Linked DNA regions of Mus musculus: region 1 is linked to region 2. Evidence: chromatin loops called from intact Hi-C (ENCODE). Cell type or tissue: heart. All regions are shown on one strand. Each heading gives the region's core, and the rest is flanking DNA. Links, peaks and the distances in the headings are about the cores only.

The links. Peaks named below come from ENCODE experiments on the same cell type or tissue, not always from the same donor. Only the 100,000 strongest peaks of a DNase experiment are listed, where the experiment ranks them.
Region 1: it touches region 2 in a loop (9-fold over the local background); 2 of 42 quality-filtered maps call a loop at or near these places.

Annotation. Positions count from the first base shown.
Region 1 is chr17:23,747,486-23,750,295 of GRCm38, reverse strand. 9530082P21Rik (RIKEN cDNA 9530082P21 gene) reads right to left here and starts at 1,060. Exons shown (of 3, transcript NR_015472.2): 1 at 586-1,060; 2 at 197-495. In heart, for the core only: a CTCF peak has its summit at 1,204 (motif pointing left); DNase peaks (open chromatin) are centred at 325 and 1,075; H3K4me3 peaks cover 583 bases; H3K27me3 peaks cover 1,025 bases.
Region 2 is chr17:23,872,787-23,875,596 of GRCm38, reverse strand. It overlaps Prss21 (protease, serine 21), which reads right to left. Exons shown (of 6, transcript NM_020487.4): 6 at 2,484-2,802. The coding sequence ends at 2,563. Among named protein-coding and RNA genes, the nearest start is that of Prss21, 6.1 kb to the right of the region's middle. In heart, for the core only: CTCF peaks have their summits at 904 (motif pointing right) and 1,545 (motif pointing left); a DNase peak (open chromatin) is centred at 1,556; H3K27me3 peaks cover 27 bases.

The sequences.
Region 1 (2,810 bases), core at 229-2,728, 130 kb after region 2:
TGTCACCCCTACCGCACCCCCAGAGGAACAGGCTACTGCTAAGATGGAGTAACCAGGGCCTTGACTTCTTGAGGTGACTCTGGGGAGAGAAAGCCTTGATGCCACAACCCAGAGACAACAGACAGTTCTGCTAGTGTGTCCCCTCCCTCATGCCTGACACCCGAGGGATGAGGATCCAGCCCTCACCCCACATTACCCTCCTCCCATGGATTCAATCCTTCATCCACATTAACAGGTGCAGGGTGCTTGGCCAATACCACGACCTCCTCTGAAACACGGAGGTCTCTTCAGACCCAAAGCCGAGGGGCTGTCCTGGTACCAGTAGGGTCTTCAGAGGGACAGTAGGGAAGGCTGTAGAGGGCCATGAGGCTCTGAAGAGAGGGTCGCCAGCTGGCCCTGACCCGGGCTGTGGATGAAGACAAGCTGTAGCTCTCTCCAGTTTGAGGACACCTCCAGCCCTCATGGCAAGGGCTGCTGGCATCTGGACCTCCAGGCCTGGGCACAGAGAGAGTCATGAGAAAGAGAGGAGAAGGTTCTAAGGAGATGGCTGTGGGCAGAGGCATGGAGTCAGGAGAAGGAAGGTACCTCTTTGAGACAATGGTAAGCCAACGCCAGGAGGGCCAGGAGGGCCAGGACACCAGCAGCAACTGGGACCCCCACAGGCATTTGCAGCTCCCAGCTGGTGCCGTAATTTTCCTGCGGAAAGAGAAGACAGAGTCAGAGGTCTGGGGAAGCAGGACGAGAGAATGGGCAGGATACAGTTCCTACCTTTCTGCTCCAAACCAGCGGACTCTGAAACCAAGTCATGGTGGTTCCTCACCAACTACTGTTGGGTCTCCAGGATCTTCTTCCCAGAGGTCCCCACACCCCTGACACCCCCTCAAGTCAGTCAGTGTAGCAACCACCAGGCGAAGTCTGATTGCAAATGACTGGACAGGGCCTTTCTGTTTAGCCATCTCATCCTTCGAAAGTGAAACCTTTCCTTCCCAGGCCTCCTGTGAGGGAGGGGCAACGAAGAACCAGCATAACCCATAGCCCCAGGTCAGTAGCCGCCCTTCCTGAGAGGCCCCTCCAGAAGAATTTTATGGCTGGAGCAGACAAACTGACTCCACCTCTCAGAATTACCAACCTAGTCCAGAATGGCAAATTCCAATAAATCACCGAGAGTTCTCTGGAAACAGTTCTCTAGCACCCCCTAGAGGCTGGAGGCAGATGTAAATAGCAAAGGTAGCTACCCTCTGTGCCTCCCAGAGGCAAGACTTGCAAAACTGCTGGACACATATTTCCCCAACTGTGGCATCCCAGTAGGGAAACTGAGGCAGAGGAAGCTCAAGAAATTTAGATGAACAAAGTCATGGGTATCCATGGCTGAGTGTTCCCTAGCCCCGACAGGCTGTGAGCACTTATGACAAGCCAGCAGCAGCTTATGTTACAATGAAGGTGAGTGTGGGACTGGTGATATGGCTCAGCGGGTAAGAGCACTGACTGCCCTTCTGAAGTTCCTGATTTCAAATCCCAGCAACCACATGGTGGCTCACAACCACCCGACAAAGGGATCTGACGACAGCTACAGTGAGTGTACTTATGTATAATAATAAAAGTCTTTGGGCTGGAGCGAGCAGGAACTGAGTGATCAGAGTTGACTGGAGCAGACAGAGGTCCTAAAAATTCAATTCCCAACAACCATATGATGGCTCACAGTCATCTGTTCGGCTACAGTGTACCCATATACATAAAATAAATAAATCTTTTTAAAAAAAAAAAAGGTGAGCGTCGTACACTGAGGCAGCCGAGGCAGCCCTCTCACTTCTCACTGAAGTACACTGAGGCAGCCCTCTCTCTCACAGTTGGCCAGGTGGTGGTGCAGACAGAGGAAACGGACATGGTATAGCAGTAGGCTTTTGAGACCCAAAGCATCAAATGGCACCTACACAACGTCTTACTTATGACCTATGACCAAGGAAGGTGTGATTCAGAGAGGAAGGTGTAATTATCGGGAAGTGAGAAAGACAAGCAGACTCTGAGGTGGGGGAGGGGAAGTGTGAAAGCAGGCATGCATGCAGAACACCACGTGCCACCGCTGAGAGACCCGGATATCCAACTGAGAATTGTGGGGTTCCTTTTGCTGAGTCTGCATTGGCATCTACCCTCACTCTGATGGGCTCAAATGCACCCTGGGAAATGTCCTGGGGTAATGCCACCCAATGTCTCTCTCTACACACACACACACACACACACACCTTGAGCTGGACAAACCTGATATCATGTGCTTCCAAGGAAATACAAGCAAAGGCCACCCACCCTCATGTCCAAGTTTTCTGTTCTTGTCTCTCTGCTGTCGCCACATAACAAGTATGTGCAGGTAGTGACAGATCAGGAAGCTTCTTTGTTCACCAGGGTCAGGGTCTTAGGCACTGTGACCCTATACTAACTTTCAGTACTTTGGTTTCTCCAGCTGTGAAAAAGCTCTCCCAGGGAGCCTGCAGTGGGATCGCAGCTCTCAGTGGAGGTGTGGGGAAAGTAATGGGACTTATGGTCCTGGACAAAGAGAACTAGAAGGTGGGCATGGTGGCCAACACTTTTAATTCTGTCATGCAGGGGGCAGAGGCAGGGGAATACTGTGAGTTCCAGTCCAACATGGTCTATTATGGCAAGCTCTAGTCCAGCAGGGCTACAAGTAAGACCCTGTCTAAAAATATATAATTTTTTTTTCTAAAGAGAGAGCTGTTGGGTGTGGTGGCACACGCCTTTAATCCCAGCACTCGGGAGGCAGAGGCAGGTGGATTTCTGAGTTCAAAGCCAGCCTGGTC
Region 2 (2,810 bases), core at 115-2,614:
ACTGCATCCTGGGACCTCTGGCGGCCCTTGTCCACACCGTATCCTGGGACCTCACTGTAGTCTCCATTCTAAACACACAATGTGCTTTGAGTCCTGCACATGTTGTACCACACAACATCAAGAAAAGCTGCCTGAAGTGCCTGGGCTCAGATTCAAGACTATTGTATGCTCTTAACTGCAATGGTTGTTGCTGTGCACACAATGTGCTCTGCTCTTATGGAAAAGTAATAGTTTAATTACAGGAAACAAAATATTTTCCCATGTCATTCTTCAGCATGTTAGGTATACAGGAGTTGTATCTTTGGATTGTAGAGAAATAAGTATCTCAATTAGCACACAGATTTGCACTCTTTTAAAAATGGTGAAAGGGGGCTGGTGAGATGGCTTAGTGGTTTAGAATACTGGCTGCTCTTCCAGAGGTCCCAAGTTCAAATCTCAGCAACCATGGGGGCTCATGACACTCTATAATGGGATCTGATGCCCTCTTCTGTCATGCAGGCATATATGCAAACAGAACACTTGTGCACAATAAAATACATAATAAACAAATAAATCATTTTTAAATGGTGAAAGGGGGCTGGAATTCTTGTTGCCCTTCCAGAGGGTCAGAGTTCTGTCCCCAGAACCCACATCAGTGTCTCACAAGCTGCAGAGGATCTGAGACCTCCTCCTGACCTCCCTAAGAACACACACAAACACACGTGAATAAATAGTTTTAAATGGTAAAACTTGCATATACCAAATAACTGTTTTAAAATATGGTTCTTTGCTATCTATTATCAGTGCATTTGTACAACTATTTTACATACTCATATACTAGAGTCCCATAATCATTTCCCATTGAGGGCCTGGGAAGATAATCCAGTGGTTAGGGCATAATTGCTTTTCTAGCCAAGGAAGTTCAATTCCCAGCACTTCCACCAGATGGCAGTTCCTTAAAACTGCCTGTAACTCCAGGTCCTGGAGATCCAACACTCTTTCCGGCTTCTGCACGCAATTGTCCTCCAATGTACGTACATAGCTCCACATGGAGACACATGCATACACATAATTAAAATTTACAGATAGATCTCTTTAAAACAAACAGACAAAAACACCACCCCATTCAGGGAAAAATAGTCAAAAGGTCAAAAGTGCAGAAAGTTCCAAAGCCCTGTTCTAGTTAATGTATCTATCCCCATGCCCGACTCACTACCAACATCCCATCCACTGAGGGTTCCTCAGACATCTGCCCCGTCCAGATCACCATCTTCTCCATTGTGGGGGCCTGCCCTCCCCACCCCACCCCTAGGCTCCCAGCTCTCTGCTTCCCGTAAACTTCTCTACTTAGAAGGCTGCCCTTTCCAGTCTCTCAGCAGCATGCCATTGGCTCCTGACCGTACACATAAGGATCACTTGGTAGCTGTGATCTTCCTTTTGTTTTTGACATGTTCCCTTGAGCCACCATCTGCCTCTTTTCCACTTAGCCCCTGTGGCCTCACCAACTTTTCCAGAAATTAACTATTAGATGTAAATATGCAAGGCCATGGCTGTCCCCTGGTGGTCAGCGATGGACATGCAGGAGGCTAATCTATGTGGTCACCCAGCAGGGAATTTGGCTTTTCCCATGACCTCAGGCCCTGGCTTACACATGGATGGTTGATGGGTCAGAGTGAGGTTGCCTAGTCAGGGAACCTCCTAGAATTTCCTAGGGACTTCAGTTCATGTCCCTCTTGTTGCCTTCCATCTCCTTCTGATCTTAGACACTTCGATACAGAACAGAAGGTGAACCTCCTTGGCTTTGCCCCTATGGGGATTGATCGGTGCTGTGAGGCATGGCCGGGTCCCGAGGAGTCTGAGCGTTCGTCCTGTGTTGGTGCAGTGCCAGGCACACTATGTACTGGTCCCTCATCAACAAAAGATGAGGTTTGTGGGTGCTGTGATTCCAGGACCAGGAAGGAGAGGTGGCCAGAGAACCTCAGAGCATGTCTCAAAAAGAAAACAGGAAAGACTCACTGAGCAATTTCCCCAGCCCCTGCCACCATCTAAAAAAATTATTTATGTATTATGTATTTTATTATGTATGAGTGTTCTATTTGTATGTTTGCCTGCATGACAGAAGAGGGCATCAGATCCCATTACAGATGGTTGTGAGCCACCATGTAGCTGTGAGCGCCCATTTGATGTACTAAGAGAACTCAGCCTGTGCTGTTAGGAGCAGGGACCACAACCCCTCACTCTCCTGGGTACTGGTGCTTGCAGAAGATGCACGATCCTCCTGTCTCCGTCTCCCATGTTCTGGAGTTGCAGGTGCCACCACACCCAACCACAAATAGTGATTTTTGTAATTGCACTAAACAGAGAGGATGCTACTGTTTGCAACCAAAACGTGGCTAATGTAGGTGGGTCAGGATTGTAGAGGTTACTGTTAGATAGAGGTCTTGGATTGAGAGAAATGGAGGGGCCTCAACAGGAGGCCATCAGAGTTCAAGGAAAGATAGGAAAATATTAACAGGTTTATTAGCAAGCAAGATACAAAAGAGACACACCCTGACCTCACAGGTGTGACGTACACGTGTGGGCTCAGGCAGGCCTCAGCAAAGAGGAAGCCCAGGCCAGAGTGAGAAACAGTAGCAGGGGGACTGGGTCAGGCCTGAGCAGCCCATTGCGGATCATGGTTGACTGGATCCAGTTGTAGTGATGACTGATGTTGGTATAGACTCCAGGGCGATTGGGGCGACCACAGCCTATTCCCCAGCTCACAACTCCAACCTGATACCACACCGTATCCTGGTCGCAGGCCAAGGGTCCTCCCGAGTCACCCTGAGAAG